Linked DNA regions of Homo sapiens: region 2 is linked to region 1. Evidence: read pairs that join two places in POLR2A ChIA-PET (ENCODE). Cell type or tissue: A673. All regions are shown on one strand. Each heading gives the region's core, and the rest is flanking DNA. Links, peaks and the distances in the headings are about the cores only. Region 1 overlaps RSPRY1 (ring finger and SPRY domain containing 1). Region 2 has its middle 12 kb from the start of TRL-CAG2-2.

What was found. Peaks named below come from ENCODE experiments on the same cell type or tissue, not always from the same donor. Only the 100,000 strongest peaks of a DNase experiment are listed, where the experiment ranks them.
Region 2: POLR2A ChIA-PET joins it to region 1 with 8 read pairs; 10 of 35 experiments call an interaction of 5 or more read pairs at or near these places.

Annotation. Positions count from the first base shown.
Region 1 is chr16:57,233,462-57,237,851 of GRCh38, forward strand. It overlaps RSPRY1 (ring finger and SPRY domain containing 1), which reads left to right. Exons shown (of 15, transcript NM_133368.3): 14 at 1,663-1,767. Among named protein-coding and RNA genes, the nearest start is that of ARL2BP, 9.6 kb to the right of the region's middle. RefSeq lists an enhancer at 2,002-2,131. In A673, for the core only: no CTCF peak of the experiment used is centred there; a DNase peak (open chromatin) is centred at 2,470; H3K27ac peaks cover 475 bases.
Region 2 is chr16:57,310,752-57,315,141 of GRCh38, forward strand. No RefSeq gene overlaps it. Among named protein-coding and RNA genes, the nearest start is that of TRL-CAG2-2, 12 kb to the left of the region's middle. In A673, for the core only: no CTCF peak of the experiment used is centred there; no DNase peak of the experiment used is centred there.

The DNA.
Region 1 (4,390 bases), core at 1-4,000:
CCCAGGCTCAAGCGATCCTCCCACCTCAGCCTCCTGAGTAGCTGGGACTACAGGCATGCCAACACACCCAGCTAATTTTTGTATTATTTGTAGAGACTGGGTTTCGCCATGTTGCCCAGGCTGGTCTCGAACTCTTGGGTTCAAGCCATCTGCCTGCCTCGGCCTCCCAAAGTGCTGGGATTACAGGCGTGAGCCACTGTGCCTGGCCCCTCGTCTGTTAATAACTCCTTTATCATCCCAGTTTCCCTGGCCATAACCGTAGAGTATCCTTGACACCTTACTTTCTGCTATTTCCACATTCAATCCCTCAGCAAATCCAGTAGGCTGTGCCTTCAGAATATATCCAAAATCCAACTACTCATCACCCTCACTGCTGCTACCATGGTCCAAGCCTCCACCATTTCCTACCTATATTATTTTTGTCTTGCCCTCTACCTTGTTCCTCCCCAGATCCCCTTCAGTCTATTCAACACAGCCTCCAGAATGATTTGTTACAACGTAAGTCAGATCACACACTTCTCTGCTCAAAAGATGCCAGTGCGTGGCTTCTTATTCACTGAACGGAAAAGCCAAAACCTTTCCGGTGACCTCCCAGGCCCCGTACAATTTGTCCTCTCCCTTCCCTATGTTACTTTTCTGACCTATTTCCTACCCTCTCCCGTTTTCTCATGCTCCTTCAGCCACCCTGGCCTCCTTGCTGCTCCTGAAACACACCAGGCCTATGATAGCTTCAGGGCACTTGCTGTTCCTGCTACCCGAAACGGTTTCTCCAAACAACCACAAAACTTACTTCCTCACTCCCTTTACCTCAATATTACCTTAGTGAGACCTTTCCTGGCTGCCATATTTAAAATTGTTTTAATAACACCCCACCTCTGATGTGTACACTCCTTGTCCTTCCCATTTTCCCTTTTCTTCATAGTATTTATCAGCATTTAACACTGTATTTTACTTATCTTGTTTATTTCTGTCTTCCCCTACTGGAGCATAAGCTCTCCAAAGGCAGGGATACTTTTTTAGTCCTCTGTTCACTGCTGAATCTCTAGGGCTTGGAACAGTGCCTGGCACACAGTAAGCCCGTAAGTGAACTGAATACATGCTTCATGCTTCCCTTGCCCATATATTAGGGCTGTACCTTCAGCAGAACAGTTTTGCCTGTCTGCTTCCATTCCATGCTGAGTGAAAGTATAATGGAAGGGTTCTAACTTGAGGTGTTTGGACTTGCAGGGAGTCTAAAATGAACTGTTATAAACCCCTTGAAATTGTATAAAAACTTGTATATGTGTGTTTTTCTTGAGAAAGCCTCTATGCTTGTGAGCAGACTCTCACATATGTGATTTAAAAGGTTGAAATTTGCTGGTAACATAAAAAGAGCACTGGACTTAGAACTAAAGGATTTTAATTTGATTCCTGACTGCATACCTTATACAAGTCATTTCCTTGAACTTTGTCTATAAAATGGGAATGGTTATACCTCCTTCATTCTCTACTTTAGAAAATGATTGTAGGATTGAAAGGAGATGGCATGTATGAAAACCTTACTGAACAAAGTTTAAGGAATATATGTCACAGGTGCAGAGCATTTTCAAAACATTTCATATGCATCACTGCTAACAGGACCCCTGTTGACAAAATGTATTTCAAATTGCTTTTTCTACTCAGGCACAGGCGTCTTGCTCTGTTGAAGCAAGTCAGTATCCGAGAAAACTGCTGTTCCCTTTGTTGTGATGAGGTAGCAGACACACAATTGAAGCCATGTGGACACAGGTAAGAGGATTTATATTAGGCAAAGTTTCATACTGTTCTTAAATTGCTAGTTCCATGGCTGTTCGTCAGGGTTTATTGTATCTAAAGCAGGCTGAATGAGGAACTAGAGTTTAAGTAGAACCTGGCTGTCTTCCAGAAAGTACCTGAAATAGAAGCAGCTGCTTGATGTGGAAGGCTGTTTTGTTTACTCAGTACTGTATTTTTGATACAATTTTGGCTTCACAAAATGTAACAGGTTTAATGCTATTTATGAGCTTCCTAGGCACTCTTTTAGTTTTAGAGCTTCCTCATTTACTTCTTATTTACAGTCAACCATTGAGAAGTTAGCAGCCTCCATGTCATCTTACTAAATTTCAGTTGTATGAGATGAACTCAGAGGGCAGCCTGGACCCTATAGAACAGAGTGAGCATCAGCAAGAGAAGCAAGTAAGATGGTCCCCAGGAAGGCTAGCCCAACTAAGTTTAGAAAGGAGAAGAGCAGTTGGGCAATGTGGCGTCCTGGCCAGTCAATGTGTGCCGATTGTTTATGAGCAACACTCAAGTTGATGTTACAAGCCAGCTACCTGTAATTCATCATATCCCATACCCTGCCTTGGTCTTATTTTTGACATAGCTTTAGTCACGTGGCTCCACAGGGGTCCAGAGCCTGGAGTGATGAACCCAGTTTGTCATCCCCAGGAATGACTCAGCCTGGGCCCCTGACTCTGCCTCTCTACGTTTGTTGTCTTTTGAAACGGGTTATCTAATTGGCTGTGCACTTAAGGGAAGTAGAGTGTGTCTCATTTCACCCTTAGCTATACCAGCCTCTCTTCTGAAAGAAAGGCACAGTGATTCCAGCTGTGATTAATCCTCCCTATTACTTCTACAGCCCAGAATTTCTCAGTTTGAGCATATTTGGAGGGTTTAGTTATCAGGGCCTCACAGACAGATGCAGAGTTTAAAGGTTGGATATCTTCATGCCCTTTTTGATCTTTGTTTCTGTAAGAATGTTAAGATCTCAAACAGCTGGATCTGGTCTTAATCATCTTTGAGCTCTCTGGTCCTGTGGTCTTGCACATAATACAAGGGGTCATTAATGAGTGCTGAAATATAAAACTTTAGAACTAGGTATCTTAAGTATGATCATAGTCTCCATAGTAGATATATATCCAAAATAGAGTTGGAAGAGGACATTAAAAGAATTATAAGAAAATTTAGCTAAACTTTGAGCAGCAACAACAATTTTAAAAGGGATATAGGGACAAAGAAAGGAAACCTGGATAAAATGAATTACAAGAGTCAATCCCCAGAGGAGACTGAAAATCTAAGCATTCCTGTTACCATAAAAGAAGTTAAAATGGTTATCAAAGCTACCTTTGCCTTCTCTTCCACAAGTACTAAGGCTAGTTTCACAGGTGAACTCTTTACAACTTTCAGGGAATAGGTAGCCCAATTCTATTTAAACTTGGCCAAACCATAGAGAAAGTAGGAAAACCACAATGTTATTTTTAGTAATCATACCAAAAGCTGATAAAACTCATAAAAAGAAAAAACTATTTTTTTATGAATATAAATCTAAAACTCCCAAATAAAATATTAGAAAGTAAGACCTAGCAACGCAACTGGCAGGGGGAGTTATCTTAGGAATGCAAGGATGGTACAATTACAGAAATCTTAGGCTGGGCACGGTGGCTCACACCTGTAATCCCAGCACTTTGGGAGGCCAAGGCGGGTGGATCACAAGGCCAGGAGTTTGAGACCAGCCTGGCCAAGACAGTGAAACCCCGTCTCTACTACAAATACAAAAAAAATTACCCGGGCGTGGTGGTGGGCGCCTGTAATCCCAGCTACTCAGGAGGCTGAGACAAAGAATTGCTTAAACCTGGGAGGTGGAGGTTGCAGTGAGCAGAGATCGTGCCACTGCACTCCAGCCCAGGCAAAGGCAGGTTTTTTTGAGATGGAGTCTTGCTCTGTCGTCCAGGCTGGAGTACAGTGGTGTGATCTCAGCTCACTGCAGCCTCTGCCTCCTGGGTTCATGCAATTCTCCTGCCTCAGCCTCCCGAGTAGCTTGGATTACAGGCGCATGCCACCAGGCCCAGCTAATTTTTGTATTTTTAGTAGAGACGGGGTTTCACCATGTTGGCCAGGCTGGCTCGAACTCCTGACCTAAAGTAATCCACCTGCCTTGGCCTCCGAAAAGTTCTGGGATTACAGGCATGAGTCACCATGCCCAGCCTACAATATAGAAATCTTTAATATAATTACTCAAATAGGCCAGAGGCAGGAGAGGGGCAGTTATCACTTCAAGAATGCTGAGAAAGCATTTGTTAAAATTCAATATCCATTCCTAATGGATGAAATACTACAAAACAGAAATGAATGGACTAAAACAATATAAAATAGGAATGGATGGATACTTCCATAACAATACAAAAAACACATATATTTCAGCCAAATGCTAGTATCTCTTTATTTTTTTATTTTTATTTATTTATTTATTTTTATTTATTTATTTATTTTTTGAGACGGAGTCTCGCTCTGTCACCCAGGCTTGAGTGCAGTGGCGTGATCTCAGCTCACTGCAACCTCCGCCTCCCGAGCTCAAGTGATTTCTCCTGCCTCAGCCTCCCAAGTAGCTGGGATT
Region 2 (4,390 bases), core at 391-4,390, 78 kb after region 1:
GAGTTTTGACATTTCCTCTGGAAATTCTTTATCTTCAAATAACTCCCCATTTCCCTCTGGATTTTGATATGCCTAATGCTATTTTCTCCAGGCCTGTTTGTTGCAGTCTTTCTCTATGGTTGCTGGGACTCAGATCCTAGAAGACCAACCTATGTCCTTTGTCCTGGGGACCTCAGCAGAGGATGTGCCAGCAGGGGCACAGGTGGGTCTGCCCAGGGGAGGTGCCTGGACAGGCAACAGGTGGACTCTTGGAGTCCCAGGAGGTCATGACAGGGTGGTGCAAGTCGCGTGCCCTGTTCCCCAGCCAGAGACACGGTGGGCAGGGCAGGGGAGGGTGGGGGCTGGGGGAGTCATGTTTCCCAAAATGCACTGCTTTTGCAACGTGAAAGGAAAAAGAGCCATGAAAATTACTTTTCATTCTAAAAAAAGAGCATTACTGATGCCTCCTTTGTTCTCCAAAGGTTTCAGCAGATATACAGAGCAAGTTTCTTCATTTATCAAGTTCCTCATAAAAATGAGAGTCTGATGCAAAATTTTTCTAGGTCAGGTTGTCTGAGAAAGTTTCCAAGTTGCTGAAGGAGCTCAACACCTTCACCCGCCCTCAGCTCTCCTCTGGTTCCCTCCCACGGGAGCCTTTCCTGACCTCCAGCCTGGGTCAGCTCCCCTGTCTGCACCAGAACCCTTGGCATGGTGTGTGTGTGTGTGTGTGTGTGTGTGTGTGTGTGTGTGTGTGTGTCAGAGAGAGAGAGAGAGAGGAGAGTCTTAGGCTACGTGTGTCCCCACCAGACCCCACACTCATGTGAGCTGGGACTCTTCAATCCCCACAGATCTTGGTGCCTGCTTCCCTGTAGGAACTGTTTTTGTTTTTGAGACAGGGTCTTGCTCTGTCACCCAGGTTGGAATGCAGTGGCTCGATCATGACTCAATGCAGCCTCAACCTTCTAGGCTCAAATGATCCTCCCACCTCAGCCTCCCGACTTGCTGGGACTTTAGGCATGCACCACCAAGCCTGGATAACTTTTGTATTTTTTGTAGAGACAGAGTCTCACTATGTTGCCCAGGGTGGTCTCGAATTTCTGGACTCAAGTGATCCTCCTGCCTTGGCCTCCAAAAGTGCTGGGATTTCAGTCACTGAGGCTGGCCTCCTTGTAGGAAGTATTTATTAATTGAAAGAACAAATGAATAAATCCCCCAATAAATCCCCAATTCAGAGTGTTTCCCCCGTATGTTCATAGCACCCCAACTAGGGCCCTCAGTACTTGTGCTCAAGTCCTCAAGATTACATTTTGGGGATCCAGTTCTCTCCTGGTTAATGTCTGACTATGGAAGAGAAGGATGTTCCTCTCTCCACCTGCCCAGCTCTTCAATTGACCTCTTGGCCATCAGATTGAGTGGCCACCCTGTGCCAGCCCCAGAGACCCCACGTGGGTCTGGGGGCAGTACTGTGTGTTTTCATGAAGTTCCTAGTTGTCTCTGGAGTGTTCGGGAACCACATTTACAGGTGAGTCAAATGGAGCCACAACTGAATGTTCAGGTCCCCATCCTCTGAGAACTGTTGGGGGAAAACTGAGGTAAGGGATTTGGAAACGTTCAGAGAAGATGAAGAGGGTCTGGAGCAAGGGTGAGTGCAGATCCTCAGGAGCAGATGGTCCCTTTCAAGCTATTTGTGCACACCTCAGGAGGCAGGAGTGTTGAACTGTGAGGTTCTTCATCAAATCTCTTCAAGGCATTAGTGCCATGTGGGTGGGAGAGGTGACGAAAGGAAGCCCTAGAATTCTGCTAGCTTGGCGAGGGGCGGTGGCTCACGCCTGTAATCCCAGCACTTTGGGAGGCTGAGGTGGGCAGATCACCTGAGGTCAGTAGTTCAAGATTAGCCTGACCAACATGGAGAAACCCCGTCTTTATTAAAATTACAAAAAATTAGCTGGGCGTGGTGGCACATGTCTGTAATCCCAGCTACTCAGGAGGCTGAGGCAGGAGAATCGCTTGAACCTGGGAAGCAGAGGCTGTGGTGATCCGAGATCACGCCATTGCACTCCAGCCTGGGCAACAAGAGCGAAACTCCGTCTCAAAAAAAAAAAAAAAAAAATTCTGCTAGCTTACCGGCAGATCACCTGAGATTAGGAGTTTGAGACCAGCCTGGCCAACATGGTGAAACCTCGTCTCTACAAAAAATACAAAGATTAGTTGGGCATGGTGGCACATGCCTGTAGTCCCAGTTACTCGGGAGGCTGAGGCAGGAGGATCAGTTGAGCCCCGGAGGTGGAGGTTGCAGTGAGCCGAGATCGTGCCACTGCACTCCAGCCTAGGCGACAGAGTAAAACTCTTTCTCAAAAATAAATACATAAAATAAAAAGAATTCTGCTGCCTTGGAATCTTGGGCAGAAGGGCAAGGGCATTGAGGGAGGGGCCCAGCTTTGGCCGGGGGACAGGTGGCATCTGGCTGGCACAATAGTGTAACTAGAAGACCACAACTAGGACTTGATCGGGCAGAAGAGGACAGGACTTTGGCGGTGATGGCTTGGCCACAAGATGGATGTGGCGTCTCTGAGGGGTGGGCTCTGACAGAGGGTATGAGGGGAGGCTGGTGGGGATGGGTGTGTGCCAGCATCTATGTCTATGGGTGTGTAGAAGTGTGTCTTTGTGTCTCTGGAAATGAGAACACGTGTGAGTGTCTGAAGTGTGTTTTTGTACATTGCACATGTGTGATTGTGTGCAAGTGTATATGTTGGTTCAGAAATAGTCTATGGGGATGAGGGCACTGGGCTGGGTGAGTGTATATATGTCTGTGGAGGCATTTTCATGCAGCTGGGTTAGTCACTGTGGGGTTTTGTGTGTATGTGTGTGTGTATGTGTGTGTAAGTGGGTGTATATGTGTATATATGTATATATGTGTGTATGTGTGTATGTGTGTGTATATGTATATGTGTGTATGTCTGTGTGCATGTGCGTGTATATGTGAGTATGCATGTGTATGCATGTGTGTGTATGTGTGTGTATATGTATGTGTGTGTGTGTATGCGTGTATATGTTTGTGTGGTGGGGATGAGGAGTGATAAGGATGGGGCAAAGAAGCACTATGAACTTGGGATTGAGCTGATCAGAGCTGTACTGCTGGTAGACTTGTGGAAAGTTCTAGACTTGGGGGCAGAAGAGCCATATTCAAATCCCACCTTTGCCACTTTTCAGCACATGGCCTCAATGGTTTCTCCCCCTCTCCGTGCCTCAGTTTCCTCATCTATAAAATGGGCATCATTACCCTTATGATCTCCTGGGGCTGACCAGGACACCAAGAACCCTGGTGGCTCAGTTCACCCTGAGGAAAGGGAATGAGAAGGGGGCTCCTGTTCTTCTGTGCTCTTGGAATTTCTTACCAAGAGCATGTGTTATTTTTATAATAAAAAAGAAGCTGGAAAAAGGTGTCGGTGAACTGGAACCCCTGGACACATTTCTCAGCCCAGCTGGGGAGATGCTTGTGGTTCTGGAGAGAGAGGACCACAGTCAGGGCTTGAGGTTGTTTGCCAGGGGATAGGGTGTGAGGCTGGGTAGGCTCTGGATGGCCTCTCCCTCCCCAGGAGCCAGCTCTGAATGTCATTGCCTAACTTTGAGAAGATAGGGATGCTGCTTCCAGGAGGCCTGCCAGCTTGTATACCTGACCAAGGAGAATGGAACCCCACCCAGTGCCTGGACAAACAGGACAAAATCACCTGCAGAAACAGCTCCTACCAGACATGAGATTAAGTCAAATGGAAACTTAGCTTTCACAATGTCAGTTTCTTTTTCTTTCCTTTTACTTATTGACTTTTAATTCTCCCATGTCCCAGATGAATCACAAAAAGCTGTTATCAGAGATTTCCTCTGATTACCTTGCCTCTGGGGAGGGAGGTAAAGGCTTTCACTTTCCTTTTTTGTACCTTTCATAATAAGGTTTGAATTTTCTAACCTTGTGTATCTCTTTTCCCTGTTTCTGCCCCCACTTCCTCCTCCTGCAGGCATTAGGTCTCTGACCAGAGATCCTGCCTTTTGGGGGGTTTTCTTCTTGGAATCTCAGTGTATGTGTATTAAAAGGAAACAAAAACTGCAGTCAATGTTATATAATTTTTTAAAAATACCAAAGTGCTGGATTTCAATACTTTTCTATTTTTTACAGTGCATACATATATATGTATATATATGTGTGTGTATATATATCCCCCCCACAGGGATTACATTTGCATAATTTAACTTTCAAAAGGTGCAAAGTAAGAATAAACAGATGAAAACTTTCCTTCCATCCCTGACTCCTGCTTCCTTCCCCAGAGGCAAGCCCTGCGGTACTGGTTCCTCATGTAGCCCTCCAGGAAATTTTCTGCATATACAAGTTGATGTATACAGGCATTCCCACCTTCCC